Linked DNA regions of Homo sapiens: region 2 is linked to region 1. Evidence: read pairs that join two places in POLR2A ChIA-PET (ENCODE). Cell type or tissue: PC-9. All regions are shown on one strand. Each heading gives the region's core, and the rest is flanking DNA. Links, peaks and the distances in the headings are about the cores only.

Evidence for each region. Peaks named below come from ENCODE experiments on the same cell type or tissue, not always from the same donor. Only the 100,000 strongest peaks of a DNase experiment are listed, where the experiment ranks them.
Region 2: POLR2A ChIA-PET joins it to region 1 with 15 read pairs; 21 of 35 experiments call an interaction of 5 or more read pairs at or near these places.

Annotation. Positions count from the first base shown.
Region 1 is chr11:62,598,009-62,600,909 of GRCh38, reverse strand. It overlaps MTA2 (metastasis associated 1 family member 2), which reads left to right. Exons shown (of 18, transcript NM_004739.4): 2 at 221-288; 3 at 651-744; 4 at 2,271-2,388; 5 at 2,520-2,583; 6 at 2,769-2,886. Among named protein-coding and RNA genes, the nearest start is that of MTA2, 2.4 kb to the left of the region's middle. RefSeq lists enhancers at 1-29, 1-174, 1,768-1,907. In PC-9, for the core only: no CTCF peak of the experiment used is centred there; a DNase peak (open chromatin) is centred at 1,609; H3K4me3 peaks cover 1,665 bases; H3K27ac peaks cover 181 bases.
Region 2 is chr11:62,790,650-62,793,550 of GRCh38, reverse strand. TMEM223 (transmembrane protein 223) reads left to right here and starts at 1,545. Exons shown (of 2, transcript NM_001080501.3): 1 at 1,545-1,872; 2 at 2,636-2,901. The coding sequence starts at 1,557. It overlaps NXF1 (nuclear RNA export factor 1), which reads left to right. Exons shown (of 21, transcript NM_006362.5): 20 at 850-910; 21 at 1,037-1,421. The coding sequence ends at 1,075. It overlaps MIR6514 (microRNA 6514), which reads left to right and starts at 780; the gene lies at 780-849. RefSeq lists a silencer at 1,416-1,565 and an enhancer at 1,636-2,145. In PC-9, for the core only: CTCF peaks have their summits at 1,261 and 1,461; a DNase peak (open chromatin) is centred at 1,520; H3K4me3 peaks cover 2,182 bases; H3K27ac peaks cover 1,747 bases.

The DNA of each region.
Region 1 (2,901 bases), core at 225-2,724:
CTCTTTTGAGTAAAGGATCTAATTTTAGAACTAGGTGCGGTGGGGATGGGGGACATCCTTATTTTCTCTTAGTCTGTCCACTTTCACATCTCAGCGCCCTTTCTACCTGAATCCTTATCTCCTTTTGATCCACTCAGGCCAACTTTCTCTCCTACCCTGGTGCTCTGCGTCTCCCATCTCCTCTGATCTTCGTGGTTCTCCCCCCTCCCTTCCCTTACAGATTACGTCTATTTTGAGAACTCTTCCAGCAATCCTTACCTGGTTAGACGGATTGAGGAGCTCAACAAGGTGAGTGGAGCAGAATCCCTCTCCCTCCCTCCCGCAGTGGTCTCTTCTGAGGTTTCTAACTTCTGGTGGAAGAGAGGATCCTATACTAAGTACCCATTCATATTCGTTCATTCATTCATTGGATGTATTCAGGAAAGGCTATTGAGAGGTTAGCAGGAACTTTACTATTCTGTCTCTTGGGGGCAAAGGAAAGGGATTTGGAAGTCTATCCTTGAATGTAAGTCTTTACTCATATTTTCTTGGGCTTTTTAATTTAGGTCCCTCTGAAACTTACTGTTATTTGTCTCTTTGTGCATTTCTGTTCCCAGATGATCAATTTCCACTGCTACGTTGTTTTGTTTTTGTTTTTTTCCTCCCCTTAGACTGCAAATGGAAATGTGGAGGCAAAGGTTGTCTGTCTTTTCCGGCGCAGGGACATTTCTAGTAGCCTCAACAGCCTGGCTGATAGTAATGCCAGTGAGTATCTTCCTCCCTTTCTTTTTCTCCTACCCATGATCTGAGGCCTGGGCATGTCCCTGCAGGTATTTCCCCTGGTAGCATGCCCAAGGCAGAGGTGTGAGTTTGGGGGTGGGAAATGCCTGGCCTGAGGAGGGAGGCCTGTTTTTACATGTTGGGGTTGGAAGCAGGGTGGAGAGATTGTGATAAGGAAAGCGATAATATGGTTTGTATATGAGAGTAAGAGAGAGATGATAACATTTAGAGTATGAGGACGAGCTTTAGAGAAACAATGGTTTTCTAAAGGGGGGCAGTTTGGGGTACATTGAGACAGTAGGTGATGACTGAAGGTCAACGTGAAGAGGAAGACATTGTACTGAGAAGCCTGCGTAACAGAGAAGCAGGCTTATTTTGTAATCACAAGGTGATGAGAGTACCTGGAAGTTAGAAGATGGCTGGAAGTTTTCTTGCGCTTTTTAATTTCTCACCTCGCCCATTTCCCCGCCCGCCCCCCTCCATTTTACATCTTTCCCTTTTCATTTTGCCCTATCTTCATTCTCTTTAAGGTCTCATCTTCTTTTTTTAAAAAACATATTTTCCTTAGCTTCTTTTTCCTTTCCTGCTTTGGTTTTCTTTTTCCTTCCTTTTGTTCCACCTTTCTAAATTATTTTCCTTTTTCAGACTGCTCTGGGTGAGAAGGGGTTAAAGAGGAGCCCAGCTTACCAAGTTCCTTGGCCCTTTAGGGTTTCCAGCCCCATCTGGCAGGGGCTGACCTTGGCCTTGTCCAATCAGAAGGGGTGTTGGGGGTGTGGTCCCCCTTGCCTCAGCACAGGGTTTCCGGAGCACACAAGCGAGGGGTGGAGCCTACTGCACAACCCCCCCCTTCTCCCTGAGGTTGGGAACAATACACCAATGAGCCTGGGGCTGAGGTTCTTCTGCTCCCTCCCACTTTGGTTGGCGCCTAGCCAGGTTAACCCCTTCCGCTAGGTTTCAGGGCAAGCTGCAGCTCCTTGGGGAGGAAGGTGTTGGCACTGGCTTGAGAGGTGTTGTCCTTGGAAACCCCAGGAACTATTATTAGCCAAGTAGAAAATGAGGGATAGTTAGGGCTGCATGTGATGTTTTAGAGCAAAGAGTCTCCTGAAATTGAAAAGAACTGGTAAACACAGTCTTGTGTGATATTTTTTCATCTTGAGTTCCTGGACCTCAGGCTGGTTTAGCAAGCAAGAGACAAGTGTGATGTTCTTGCTGGCCCGTTGTGGACTTTGGTGTCTGAGTACTGGCAGCTGGGTAGCGATGTATTTCTAGAGCATTCTTCGTACTCTCAGCAGTTCTTCTCTAAAAGCATTACTGATAGAGTTGGGAGCATCTATGATGGGGCATAGAGCTAAGAAGGAAAGCTGGTGGGATAAGGGTATAGAAGGCAGACGCCTGGGAAATGTGAGAAAAAAACAGCCAAGATAGGAAATATTTTCCCTGAGTTAGAGTTTCCAGGGTGGTGTTTTGCTGGATCCATTTCTGACTTGGTTTCTTCCTCTTTAATCTCCCAGGGGAGTTTGAAGAGGAATCAAAGCAGCCAGGGGTGTCTGAGCAGCAGCGCCATCAACTGAAGCACCGGGAACTTTTTCTTTCTCGGCAATTTGAATCATTACCAGCCACCCACATACGGTACAGGACAACTGGGGCCAGCATAGCCTGCGTGCACTTACGTAGAAGATGGAGAGAAGGAGGTGGTATTGAGAGATGCTGTGGGGAGGGAGAGTGGGGCTCACCGGGGTTTTCCAATCTCTCTCCTATAGGGGGAAATGCAGTGTGACCCTCTTGAATGAGACAGATATCTTGAGCCAGTACCTGGAAAAGGAGGTGAGAAAGAGATGTTGAGAGAAGAGCGAGGGGAATGGGTATTGCCCGCAAAAGAGAGGGGGAAAGGAGCACAATGATGAGGTACAGGGTTGCCAGACTGCCGGTCATGGAAACTCAGATACACCTCCCTCCCCGCCGCCTATGTGGATTGCTGCCTTGCTTACCTTGTCTCTCCCCAATTCCAGGACTGCTTTTTTTACTCACTGGTGTTTGACCCCGTGCAGAAGACACTTCTCGCTGATCAGGGCGAGATTAGAGTTGGTTGCAAATACCAAGCTGAGATCCCAGATCGCCTAGTAGAGGGTAAGCAACAGGACA
Region 2 (2,901 bases), core at 246-2,745, 190 kb before region 1:
CATAGGCCACAGCACCTGGCTAATTTTTTTGTATTTCTTTGCAGAGATGGGGTTTCACCATGTTGCCCACCTAGGCCTCCCAAAGTGCTGCGGTTATAGGTGTGAGTTACTGTGCCTGGGCTCCTGAAATTTTAAAAGGCAAAACTTTTGGCTGCTTAAAAAAACCTAATAGTTGGCTGGGAGAGGTGGCTCACACCTGTAATCCCAGCACTTTGGGAGGCTGAGGCGGCCAGATCACGAGGTCAAGAGATCAAGACCATCCTGGACAACATGGTGAAATCTCGTCTCTACTAAAAATACAAAAATTAGCGGGGCTTGGCGTTCCACGCCTGTAGTCCCAACTACTCGGGAGGCTGAGGCAGGAGAATTGCTTGAACCTGGAAGGCGGAGGTTGCAGTGAGCCGAGATCACGCCACTGCACTCCAGCCTGGTGACAGAGCAAGACTCGGTCTCAAAAAAAAAAAAAAAGCAAACAGAAAAACACAAACCTGATAGTCTATAAAAAATTTGCCTGTGTATAAATTAACATAAAAAACTTTAAAGGTAAAATGGAAGTTCCTTTTCATATACTGTTCTGCAACTTAGTTTCTTTACTTACACCATGAACATCTTTCCCTACCACTGTAAAAACTATCTTGAGCTTCTTGACAGCTATTTAATATTCCTTATCTTTGAGAAGCCATTGGTAGAACATCTGGACTTTTACTAATGTCTCATTTGTATAAATAGTGCAAGGATGTATAAGAATGTACATATTTGTTGGCAAACTTGGGTGCTTTTATGGAGTGGACTTTCAGCTGGCATTTACGAGTCAGAGTTCTTACAGAGCTGCCTGTTCTTCCACTCCAGGTGCCTTCAGGACAACAACTGGGACTACACCAGATCTGCCCAGGCCTTCACTCATCTCAAGGTAAGGTCTGGAAATACAGTGGCAAAAAGACTAGGATCTCTGGGCCTCCAGGAGGTCAGGTTAGCTGAGTGGGGTTGCTGAGTGGCGAGGGTAGGCCTACCTCTACTGACCTTCATTTTTCTCCAGGCCAAGGGCGAGATCCCAGAAGTGGCATTCATGAAGTGATCGTAGTCATGCCTCAGAAGCAGTCCCCCCTGTAAATAGTCCTTGGATATTACCGTCTGGTTGTCGTCTGTCATCTCCTCCTGTCTGGCCCGAGGCCGCCCCGTGACTGTGACCGAGGGAGGGAGGGCTGCCTGATCCCTCTCCTCGCCTGCCTTCTGGAAGACTTCAGAAGATTGAGCCTCACTGGTGCCAGGAAGCCAAAGCTTACTTTGTAGAACTGACACTAAACTACCCGAAGGACTTAGGTGCTTTGTGTACTTAACCCCAGGACCTCCTTACTTTTTAATATAAAGAGTGATGTTGTATTTCGTGTTCTGCACTTTTTAATATAAAGAGTGATGTTGTATTTCGTGTTCTGCGTGCTGGATTGGTTGTCTCCTCCCAGCCCTGAGCGAGGGGGGCGGGCCCTCTAGCGGGGGCGCCCAGGGAGGGCGGAAGGCGGCTCTGCGGCAGGAAGCCCCACCCCGGAAGTCGGCTGGCCATGGCGGCGCCTTGGAGGCGATGGCCCACGGGGCTGCTAGCCGTGCTGCGGCCCCTGCTCACCTGCCGGCCCCTGCAAGGCACGACGCTGCAACGGGATGTGCTGCTCTTTGAGCATGATCGGGGCCGCTTCTTCACCATCCTCGGGCTGTTCTGCGCGGGCCAGGGCGTCTTCTGGGCTTCCATGGCTGTGGCAGCCGTGTCCCGGCCCCCGGTTCCGGTGCAGCCTCTGGATGCGGAGGTCCCAAATCGTGGCCCCTTCGACCTGCGCTCCGCGCTCTGGCGCTACGGTCTGGCCGTCGGCTGCGGCGCCATCGGTAAGACGTGGGCTGGCTTCCCACTGTGACAACGTGGGGTGGCGGGACACGACCTTCCCTATACAGGCAGGGAGAGTCAGGGACTCCCTATCCGAGAGTGGCGGGCGGGCTTTACCCCACAGAAATGTGAAACACTGGCCGGGCGCGGCGGCTCAAATGCTGGGAGGCCGGAGGCGGGCGGATCACTAGGTCAGGACATCCAGACCATCCTGGCTAACACCGTCAAACCCTGTGTCTACTAAAAATACAAAAAATTAGCTGGGCGTGGTAGCAAGCGCCTGTAGTCCCAGCTACTCGGGAGGCTGAGGCAGGAGAATCAATTGAACCTGGGAGGCGGAGGTTGCAGTGAGCCGAGATGACGCCACTGCACTCCAGCCTAAGCGACCGAGCGAGACTCCCCTCTCAAAAAAAAAAATTGGGAAACAGTGATGTCTCCGAGCGCCGTGCCCTGTCATAGCCTAGGCTGAGGGCTGCCCTTCACTCTGCGACCTTGAGCAAGGTCCTTAAAGCTCTCCATCTTCCCATTAAAATGGAAACGGACATCTATTAAGGTTGTTGGGAGGAATAACAAGATTACTGGGTATAACAGGAGCTCAGTACTGCACTCCAGCCTGGCCGGCAGAGTGAGACTCAGTCTCAAAAAAAAAAGCGCTCAGTAAATACTACTTTCATCCCACAAATTTCTTATTCAGAGGGCACTGGAAAGGTCGGTACTTAGATGCCCAGTGAAAACCCCTCACCCCAATCTCTGCCCTGCCTGCAGGAGCCCTCGTACTCGGTGCTGGTCTTCTCTTCTCTCTCCGGTCTGTGCGCTCAGTGGTGCTTCGAGCTGGAGGGCAGCAGGTGACCCTCACCACTCATGCCCCCTTTGGCTTGGGGGCCCATTTCACAGTTCCTTTGAAGCAGGTATCTTGCATGGCCCACCGGGGTGAAGTCCCTGCCATGCTACCTCTGAAAGTCAAAGGCCGACGCTTCTATTTCCTCTTGGACAAAACTGGACACTTCCCTAACACAAAACTCTTTGACAAT